Regions from separate parts of the Homo sapiens genome. Here region 2 is linked to region 1. A link is a loop called in an ENCODE intact Hi-C map of the cell type or tissue named here. Cell type or tissue: Caco-2. All regions are shown on one strand. Links, peaks and the distances in the headings refer to the core of each region. The heading gives the core; the rest is flanking DNA. Region 1 has its middle 33 kb from the start of PLSCR4. Region 2 has its middle 87 kb from the start of PLSCR2.

Region 1 (5,391 bases), core at 235-5,234:
GACAAAATATAAAAGGAAGATGCACTTTATAATTGGTTTTACGATGCCGGTATAACTTTAATTTCAAAACCTAACAAAGATATTACTAAAAAAGGAAAATTATATAAACAAAGGAACAAAAAAGACTTTAACACAATACTAGCAATTTTACTATATATATAAGAATACATCTCAATTAAAGGACTTATTCTAAGAATGCATGGCTGGTTTAACATTCACAAGCCAACCAATGTAAGTCACCATATTAACAAAATAAAAGACAGAAACAATGCAATCACTTAAAAAATTATGAAAATAACTTATAAAAATTTATTCATGATAACAATTCTCAGCAAACTAGGAATAGTAAGAAACTTTCTCAACCTGACAAAGGGCGTCTATGAAAAATCTGCTTAATGCAGAAACACTGAGAACTGTTCCTCTGAGATCTGAAAAAAGCCAAGGATACCCACTTCTACCATTTATTTTGAATATTCTACTGAAGGTCCTTGCTAATTGCAGTAAGGGATTAAAAATATTTAGAAGACTAAAGTTATAAAAGAAATGAATAAAACTATGTCTATATATAGATGACATAATTTTTAACAGAAAATTGTAAGGAAAATACAATAAAGATACTGAAAATAATAAATAAGTTCACAGGATACAGGATTAAAATTTAAAACTCAATTGTATTTTCATATATTGACAGAGAAAAATTTAAAACTCAGAGAAATAATTTTACTTATAATGGCATTAAAAACATAAAATATTTTGAAATAAATTTGACACAAAGATATAAACGACATTCACATTGAAAACTATAATATATTGATGAAATGTTAAATAAAAAGGACCTAAATACATGGGGTTCATTTGATAAAGTTCATCAATTTGAAGACCTAATATTTTTAAGACAACAATCCACCCCAAATTGATCTATAGATACAATGCAATCCCAAACAGAATCCCAGCAGGGGATTTTGTAAAATTTGATTCTAAAATTTGTATGGAAATACAAAGGACCTAGAATAGCTAAAGCAATTTTGAAAGAAAAAAAAGAACAAATTTGGAAGACTTACATTATCTAACCCTAATATTTACTGTAAAGCTATAGTAATCAAGATAATATGGTACTGGCATAGGTATTGATAAACAGATCAGCACAATAGAATAAAGTCCAGAAATATAAGCACACATTGATGGTAAATCAAGTTTTGAAAAAGATGCCAAAGGAATCCAATGGAAATAGAAAGTTTTTTCAATAACAGTTCGAGAACAACTGGATAGCTTTATGGGAATCATTAACTTCAAACACTATGTAATACTTTTAGCAAAATAAACATACAGACATAAACATTACAAACAAACCTTTGTAATGAGGCTAAGCAAAAGTTTCCTAGACAGAATTAGAAAGCAGTAATCATAACAGAAAAAAGTCATAAATTGGACTTCACAAAATTAAAAATTTGTCATTGAAAGACAAAAAAAGAATGGAAAAACTAGCAAGAAGTATTTGCAAACATATATCTGACAAACGACTTCTATCCTCAGTATACATATAAAAACTTATTATAACCAAACAGTTAAAAGACAAAATTAATTAAAAGTGAGCAAAATATTTTTACAGATATCTGACAAAGGAAGAGATACAAATAGCCAATAAAGTACACAAAAAACTGCTCAATGTCATTTGGTCCACACAAAAATTAAAGTTAGAAGAAGATACCCACATATGTCACCAGAATGGCTAAAATGAAAAACAATGACATCACTAAGCTTTGGGGAGAATGTAGACCAGTTCTAACTCTCCTACATTGCTGAAGGGAGTATAATATGGTACAACCACATTGGAAAAACTCTGGCAATTTCTTATCAAACCAAACATACATTAATTTTTGACATAGTAATTCAACTCCTAAGTATTCACTCAAGAGAAATGAAAACGCATATCCACAAAATCATTTGTAGAAGAATGTTTATAGCCATTTTACACTCAAGAGAAATGAAAACACATTTCCACAAAATAACTTGTAGAAGAATGTTTATAGCCATTTTATTCATAATGGAACAGCCTACAAACAGTTCATCATTGTCAACAGGACAATGGATTTTTTAAAACTGCAGTATGTCATTCAATGGAACATTTCATAGCAGTACAAGTTCTCCAAAGAGTTCCACAGCCTTCATAAGGATCATCATTCCCGGTGCAAAGGGCAGTGCAATTGAACCAGTTGACATCTGTTTCACATGCAAAGCTTGCACGATAATTTTGAAAAATTGTCAATATTTCAAATAATATATAAACAGAGGAGTTTTCTTGTTTTGATTAGGTTCATTTAATTTAGATTCCATAGGTTTATAACCCACATGTCTCTTGAATCACTGTCCAAAGGTATTCCTTACTTCTAAGCAAGAGTCATCTTTGCTATTGTGCAGATGTTGGGAACACTAGTAAGGGAGTACTGCTTTCTTGGTTTTTATGCAAAAAAAAAAAAAAAAAAGAATGCTAAAATAAATGTGTTTACAACAGCACACACTTCCTGGTCAAATAGGTCCTGTTTACATATATTATCAGTGTGATAATGTATAGAGTGGTCTGGAATGTAATTTTGCCACCACATGAATAAATGTTGTAGATTATGACTTCATGACTATGTATGTATCAGATATACTTGACCATTCTAGATCCCCAGTGTTAGCCTAAGATGTTTGAAATCATCTGTGCAGACCTTCCTTAACTTCCTGTTAATCCATCCACCAATAAACTTATTTGAATTTACATTCATACTTTCTTTTTTTACTTGTCACAAAGAAAAAAGTGTCTTCCTTTCTTCCTGTCACAAAGACAACCAAACCACTGGTGCACTGGTTGCTTCCAGCCTCCCAAAGGACATTGCCTACTCAATTATCCCCTTGTTTTCCTTTATCTCTTATCTCCCTTTCCAGAGCAGAGTGTTACTCAAATGTGGCTTTGAGTCAGTGACATTAACATCATCTGGGAACTTCTACAAAAGGCAAATTCATGGGTCCAACTCTAGACCTACTGGATCAGAAACTCTGGAAATGGGACATAGCAATCTGTGTTGGGAAAAAGGCTTATGGGGTGCTTGTATAAACTGGCCATAAAAATATGGAACAATAAGTTGTGGAAAGCCACAGGAGGCCTCTGAGTAGGAAAGCCTCCTTATTGCCATCATGTTCCCATGATCAGAATGTGACCTGCTCTTATCTATAAACACTGTGCTCAAGGAGAAAGATACTCCTTTGAAGCATTGGAATGTGGCCAGACATACCAGCTCCTAGTTAAGCCCACTCCCCACAGCTGCTCTCCAATAAGTTAAAGAATAACCAACACCAATCTGTGTAATTTAAATTGTCACTGAAGTGTGAGAAACACTATAATTTAACGCAGTGATTCTCAAACTTAGCTGCACATTGGACCAGCTTTAAAAAAAACAATTGGGACCCTTAAAAAACTATTGATGTTTTGTTGTAGGTGACAGGTGCATGGAGGTTAACTATAATGTATTTCAACTTTTCCATGTATTTGGGAAAAGTCAGTATATTGGTCTCATTAGTTATCATTTGCACATTTATTTCATTAGTCAAGTTGAGCACAGACTTCAAAGTAAATTTGATCAAAGAGAACACAGGAGATTTTATTTTTCTTGAGATTTCCAATTTTTTCTTTTTTTCAAAGTTTTTCCCAAATTTTTAATATTGTCTCACTGAACTATAACTATATTTGTTGGCATTATAATTTGCTTAGTTCTGTTTGTTATACAATGGTGGTTATTACATGTGAAATGCAGAGTTGGGAAGAGATATTTGTAATTGACTTTTGTTAGCCTGTGCAAACTGACTACAGCACACCCCTGTTCTGACCTCATAAAACAGGTTGGGAATCATGATTTTTCTTTGAAAGTATTGGTGTAAGATTGGTATTACTGTTTCCTCTTTAAATTTTCTTTAGCATTCACAGGGTTTTGATTGATGGATTTGAACACTGGTGCTATTATTGCTCTTGAAAATCGTATATCCTCAACTAAAAAAAAAAAAAATCGTCTTTTTCTGTGAGGAGTATGGCCCCAATCACATTGTCTTTCAAGAGACACTCTTATTTAAAATGTGACATATTCCAGAAAAAATAAAATCCAACTAAAAAAAAAAAAGAAAAAGAAAATGAAAAGGCAAAAAGAACCTCATGATTCTACTACCTGGCAAGAACATTTGTAGTTGGCTAGATAATTAGCAGCAGTTTTGTCAAATGCTATTGAAGAAGGATTTACGCTAATAGTAGTTCACTTAATCTTCTACTAAAACATTAATTTAATCAGTGGCTTACTTTCTCTTTAGCTAAAGCATTAGCTAAATTGCATTGGGAAAATAAAGCTTAGAGGCAGAAACTAATTGGAAACATTGCTTTTAGGTAATGAAGGACTTACGCATCTATTTTGGAGATTCATTTAGTTTTAGTTTTAGGAAACTTCACGTAACTCACCTGAAAAGCACATAATTTTAATGGAAATATATAAATGCCAAAGTCATTGAATACAGGCAGAGCTCTGTCATTTCATTTTGTTTAACTTCACCAAACACTTCATCAAAATTTTCCAAAATTTTGGTGGCCCAAGAAGATGATCAAGGCAATATTCCACTACTTAAAGAAGTTAGTAGAGGAGCAATACATATAAACCTCTACCAGGTGATGGGGGAATTAAAGAACTTCATATACGCCATTATAGAAATGAAATGAGAGAGCAATACAATCTTTACAGGTAGGATATAAATACATTCTTTTTCTATAACAAAGTCTATAGACATTGTTATTCTCACTCCCTCTCCCTCTCTCTCTTTTTCTCCCTGCCTTCTTCATTCTCTCTCTTCTTCCCTTCTTCTATCAATTCCCACTTGTCTCTCATTTTGAAGATAAATTCTGAGAAGGTTCAAAGTATCCTTTGAGGATTTTAGAAGTCATATTTGTTCCATGTCCTGTGGCTTGCTAGGAGGTGTGCTCAAGCCTAACAAAGAGCATTCTAGACAGCTACAGAAAGACCCAGTGGGGTATCTTCTTTTGGAGAACTCCAGAAGACATCACCATGGATGGAGAGCACTTCAGCAAGTGAGCATGCTGATCCCAGGGTTGTCCAGGAACAACTTTGCTGGTTGCTTACTCTATATTTTTATCACACTGATTACAAACACAGAGACTATTTAAAGAGTTGTCTGTATCTTTTCCAAAAACAGGACTGGCTACATAATTCAGTGAGCCCAGGGCAGACTAAAAATGCTGAGCCCCTTTTAAAAAAATATTAATATCTTCAAGATGAAGATGTAACACATTAAGCCACATGCAACTGCACAACTCCTAGGCCCACAAAGCCAGCCCTGTCCAGAAGGTAATGTCAC
Region 2 (5,391 bases), core at 206-5,205, 98 kb before region 1:
TAGAGAGAGCAGATTTTTACTGGACTTATGCAAATAACCATATTGTCATGAGAATAATCATGAACACTTTTGAATTTTGGTGGAATCAAAGAAGGAGAAAAAGCAATTCCTTCTATCTTTGTTTTCAGATGTATATTTTACCAAATTTCTGTAAAGTTCAAATAGTTTGAGAGAACAAAAATTTCTTACATTTGGAAAAAAAATTTAATAAAGAGTCAACAATGTTTTAAATGTCATAAAAACATTATCTTCACTAGTTGTCCAATCTCATGTAATTAATTTTTGTTCTGCTTGTTCTTGATTAGAAATTTTATGAACCCATCAGTTTCTTCATTAAAGTTTTGAAAAAAATTTATTTTGCCCATTGATCTTAAATATATTAGAAACCTATATTTAAGAGGACATACAAATACTTGTTAGTCTTTCCTTGAATCTGATTGCACATGCTTTCAGAGAAGAGTTCAAAATAATCACTGTGAGTGACAAAAACTTAGAATAGCCATGGTTAAAAATCTGGTGGAAGTTTATTATAATCAGCATTTGACAAGATAATTTAGTTATTTTTGTGGCATACAATATGGTAGCCACAATTATGATGGATAACATATTAGATTTCTAAGAGTTTTATCCAAATTTGGAATATGCATATTAATAACATACCCATAAGTGTAACTGAAACATCTAGATACTCTTATCAGATTGAATAAATTTAATTATAGTTTTCAGTTGCTGAGATTTTTATTAACCTGATTAATGAGTTTGAAGATTGATTCTATTACTTATAAAACTATATATAGTTATAAAAATTGTTCTGAAACTATAAATTTAGATATATTACATATTATAATATATATAAAACATTTATTAATGTAGAAAAATTATTTCGTTACAATGAAGATGGCCTCAATCACATTGTGTCATTCAAGAGACACTAATTTCATATATAAGTGCAGTATTCCAGGACAAAGAAAATCAAATGAGAAAAGGACAAAAGGCATTTTATGATCCTGCTGTCTGACAAATCAATTTGTAGTTGCCTACCTAATTATCAATGGTTTTTGTCAAATGCTATTGGAGAAAGATTTATGCTAATAGTGTTTCACTTTATCTTATGCTAGGACATTAATAAGTGGATCACTTTCTCTTTAGCTAAAACATTAGCTAAATCACATTGGGAAAATAAAACCCAGAAGCAGAAACTAATTGGAAACATTGCTTTTAGGTAATGAAGCACTTACATATCTGTTTTGAGGATTCATTAGTTTTAGTTTGGGGAAGTTTCTACATAACTCACCTGAAAATATGCATAATTGTCATTGAAATATATACTGCCAAAGTCATTGAATAAAGGGGGAACTTTGGCATTTTATTTCATTTCATTTTAATAAACACTCCATGAAAGTTTGGGCTACATTTCAGGCTCTAAAGATAAAAAAAAAATAGATGATCAAGGCTGTATCCTACTACTTAAGGAGCCTAGTAGGGGAGGAGAAACACAATTAAACCAACAACAACTCTACGAGGTGATAGGGCTATTAAAGACATTTACATAATGTGCTACAGAAACACCACGAGATCAAAATTGTACATTCTTTCTAGATAGGAGATATAGTTTATCGATAGTGTTTTAACACCTCTTTGTCTCTCTTTCCCATAGACTTAGTATTTTGAAGATAGATGCAAGAAGGGCCAAAGTATCCCCTCAGTAAACTAGAGAAAGTTGCAACTGCCCCTGTGGTTTGCTAAGAGGTTTGCATAAACCAAATGAAGAGCATTCTAGGCAGCTACAGAAGGGCTCAGTAGAGTATTTTCCTTTGGAGAACTTTCAGAAAGCATCATTATGGGTAGAGAGCTCTTCAGCAACAAGCAAGCACATTTGGGGTCAATAAGTGCAATTGTCATAGGTAAGAGAAACTGATATCTGAGAGGTAAAGCTGTTTTACCAATAATGAAAAGAAATGGATCAGTCTTATGGTTGTCCAGCGACAATTTTTCTTATTAATTAGAATAGGTTGTATCACATTCATTACAAACACAGAGACTATTTTAAGAGATGTTAAGATATTTTCCAGAAGCAGGACTAGCTACATAATTTGTTGAGCTCAGTGAAAACTAAAATGTGATGTTCCTTCTTCAAATATTATTAAGAATTCAGGATGGAAACAGCAGCACATTAATGCAAGCACAGGGTCCTATGTGACTACCTGGCAATCAGGCCTATGAAGCCAGCAGTGGCCAGAGGGCAGTATCGCTTTGTGTACTGTAGCAAGCTAAATATTTCTAGAATGAGAAACCATAGCTTTGAACTACAGCACATGCAGATCTGAGTTCTAGCTCTATCACATATTACCTACTGTATATTGAACAAGATGTAAAATTTTCTACTTCCTCATTGAAATATGGCCATGCAAATTAAAACTTCCACTTAATCTCCAATATTATATACAAATATACATGTAAATTTTCTTCTGCTGAATATACAAAAAACTGATTTTATTATTTAAAAAAGAATGTATCCAAAGTAGTGGCTTTCAAATATTGCTGCTGATTTTAGAAATATAATTTTATTAAAGTAAAACAATTTGTTCATTTTCAATTATTATTTTAATTTCCTTGGCCATTGATTTCACCACTCACCCCAGTTGTGCACTAAAGATTCACCGTTAAAAAGATTATTTTAAGATTGGATTTTAAAATATTTAAATAGCTGAGTGCAGTGGCTTATGCTTGTAATCCCAGTGACTTAGGAGGTAGCAGGATCCTGCGAGCCCAAGAGTTTGAGATTAGAGTCAGGTATGATTGCACCACTGTACTCCAGCCTGCATGACAGAGTGAGACCTCATCTCTAAAAATAAATGAATGAATAAAATACTTCAATAGAAGTCATCTATTGAAGATTTAGAACATAATATTCATGTGTGTTTTATAATCTCCACACAGAAAATCGTACTCTTCATTTCAGTATTTCATTATTACCTTTTGCTATTCAGAGAGAGACTCAATTAATTTATGTAATGCTTTACTATTTTAACAATATGTTACTTATATTTTGTCCTTTAATTATATGAAGAAAAGGAGTGCTGGAGCAGTCTCTCTGGGTGGCCCAGCAAATTTCTTCACCGTCTCCAAGTGCTAGAGAGCTGGCTTTTTCCAGCACATCGTTAGAAAACTTTCTCCAAACCTTAAAGTATCTATTCCCCTGAGAAACATCATTGCTATACTTACTCAATTAAAAATAGACAGCAGCAGAAGGCAGATGACCTCTGTCAGCACCCAGTCCCATGGTCTAAGCACATCTCTCCAGACTATTGCAAAGCCAGAGACGTGTGTTCCTGCTCACCCTTAGCCTGTGAGTTCCTACCTGCATTGTGTGATGTTTGCTGTTGTGTACCATTAGTAGAGGCAGGAGGCAGAGAAATTCTAGGCAGATAGGGGCAGATGTCCAGTGAAATCCCACATTCAAGCCAAAGTAGCCTGAAACCTGTGGCCCAAAATGAGAATTTCTATTCTTGTTTGCCTATTCTCTCCTGATTAGTATTTTCTGAATAATGTAGTTTTACCAATCGAATGTTGCCTTTTCCAAAACTACCTATGGCCTAACCCATTCCTATCCTTCACCTATAAAGACCCTAGACTTAGTCAGTAAAGGGAGAGAGGCAGCTTGACTTCAGCAAGATGGCTTGACTTTGGAGACAAGATGGCTGGACTTTGGCAATGAAGAGATGGCTTGATTTTGGGGAAGACACGGCTGAACTTCAGGGAGAGCTATCTGCCCTTCCATTCCCTCTGCAGCTCTCCTCTCCACTGAGAGCCATTCCCATTGCTCAATAAAATTATTCACGTTCAGCATCCTTCAAGTGTCCATGCGACCTCATTCTTCTTGGACACCAGGCAAGAGCTCAGGACCCACTGAGTGCAGGTACCCAAAAAAGGCTGTCACACTAGCCCTTTGCCCTCTCTGGTGGAGGGAAGCCGCCCCACATGATGAGGCAAGGGGCCAAATGAGCTGTTAACACATAGCCATCCATAACCAGCGGAACTAAAGGAGCATTGTATCACCTCTTCTGGGGCCTCAGGGTCACAGGCACCCCACCTGGGCACTGTTGCACAGAGCTTGCTCCTGCTGGCACCTGGAATGGCTGGCTCGATCCCTCACAAACCTGCTCATGTGCTGCCTCCTTCAAGGGGTTGAGCATAGTTGGCCAAGTAAGTGGGGCACCCCTGTTGTGAGCCTGATGAAAAGGCCAAGAAAAATTCTGCACCACTATGAGCCTTCACAAGAGAAAACCTATCAAGTCATTGTGGGATAATGGGGACAGGAATTATTAATCTCATTTTACCAGTGAAAAACATAAAGTCACATGGATCATGTAAAATGCCCAGGGTCACAAATCTAGTGATCAGCATTGATGTGGCACTTGAACTTCCTATTCCAAGATAAATGATCAGTGATATAGGCCTCTGGAAAAAAAAAAAAAAAAAAAAAAAACAGCTAGCACATTATTTACTTTCTACCAGCTCCTTTCATGAGTACTTCACATTTATTGACACAGTTAAGCCTGCAATAAACCTCTCAGGTAATAACGTGACCCCTTTTTTACAGTGGAAAATACTGAGGCAAAAGAAAGTTTGGTGACTTCCTCAAAGTCACCTTACTGTTAGTGAGTTGGAAAGTGGGTTGTTAAATCGTCCAGAGTTCATGCTCTTTTTTTGTAGCTGTACTGAAACTCACATGCTGACTTAGAAACCTTTTCTCAGAGCTAGGAGAGCTACCCAAACATCACTATTCCTGAGCCATATAACCAGTTGGTGTTGAGGAAAAGAAACTGAAGAATCTCCTCATCAGTGGTCAAGTTGGCATGTAGGCTAATTCAAGATGCCTGTATTAACTGGGAGTTTTTGTAATCTTGAGACTCTTTTTTGGATTTAATTGAGATAGACTATATAAATAAAACTACAAATGTTTCAGTCGTTAAGTTGTGTACCTATTGCAGGTCCTTAAATGTTAACACAATATCTTGGGGATATATAGGACTGACAGTAAAGTAGCATGTCCAACCCATGGATATTAACACAGCCAGAAGTATGAGATATAGGCACAACAGAACTAAGGGAGAGGCAGAAATATTATACTACTTTTCTTAATCTGAAAAGCATCATGCTACACCTATTTCTGAAAGCAAGGACTTTATTTCTCTATTCTTGGGTATTCAAAGTCATCAAAAATATAAAAACATAATCCACAATTTATACTTTTATGAATTTAGTGATAAGATCATTATATTTTCTTCAAATTATTCTCTATAAAATATCATTTATAATTATTTTAAACACATACATTTTGTAGACTTAAATACTTCTTCCCTCTTTTCTTAACCACCATGAAGCTTA

The links. A loop is a pair of places that touch in the nucleus more often than their neighbours do. Peaks named below come from ENCODE experiments on the same cell type or tissue, not always from the same donor. Only the 100,000 strongest peaks of a DNase experiment are listed, where the experiment ranks them.
Region 2: it touches region 1 in a loop (3-fold over the local background); 1 of 110 quality-filtered maps calls a loop at or near these places.

What each region holds. Positions count from the first base shown.
Region 1 is chr3:146,281,834-146,287,224 of GRCh38, reverse strand. No RefSeq gene overlaps it. Among named protein-coding and RNA genes, the nearest start is that of PLSCR4, 33 kb to the right of the region's middle. In Caco-2, for the core only: no CTCF peak of the experiment used is centred there; DNase peaks (open chromatin) are centred at 2,874 and 3,234.
Region 2 is chr3:146,379,430-146,384,820 of GRCh38, reverse strand. No RefSeq gene overlaps it. Among named protein-coding and RNA genes, the nearest start is that of PLSCR2, 87 kb to the left of the region's middle. In Caco-2, for the core only: a CTCF peak has its summit at 2,248; no DNase peak of the experiment used is centred there.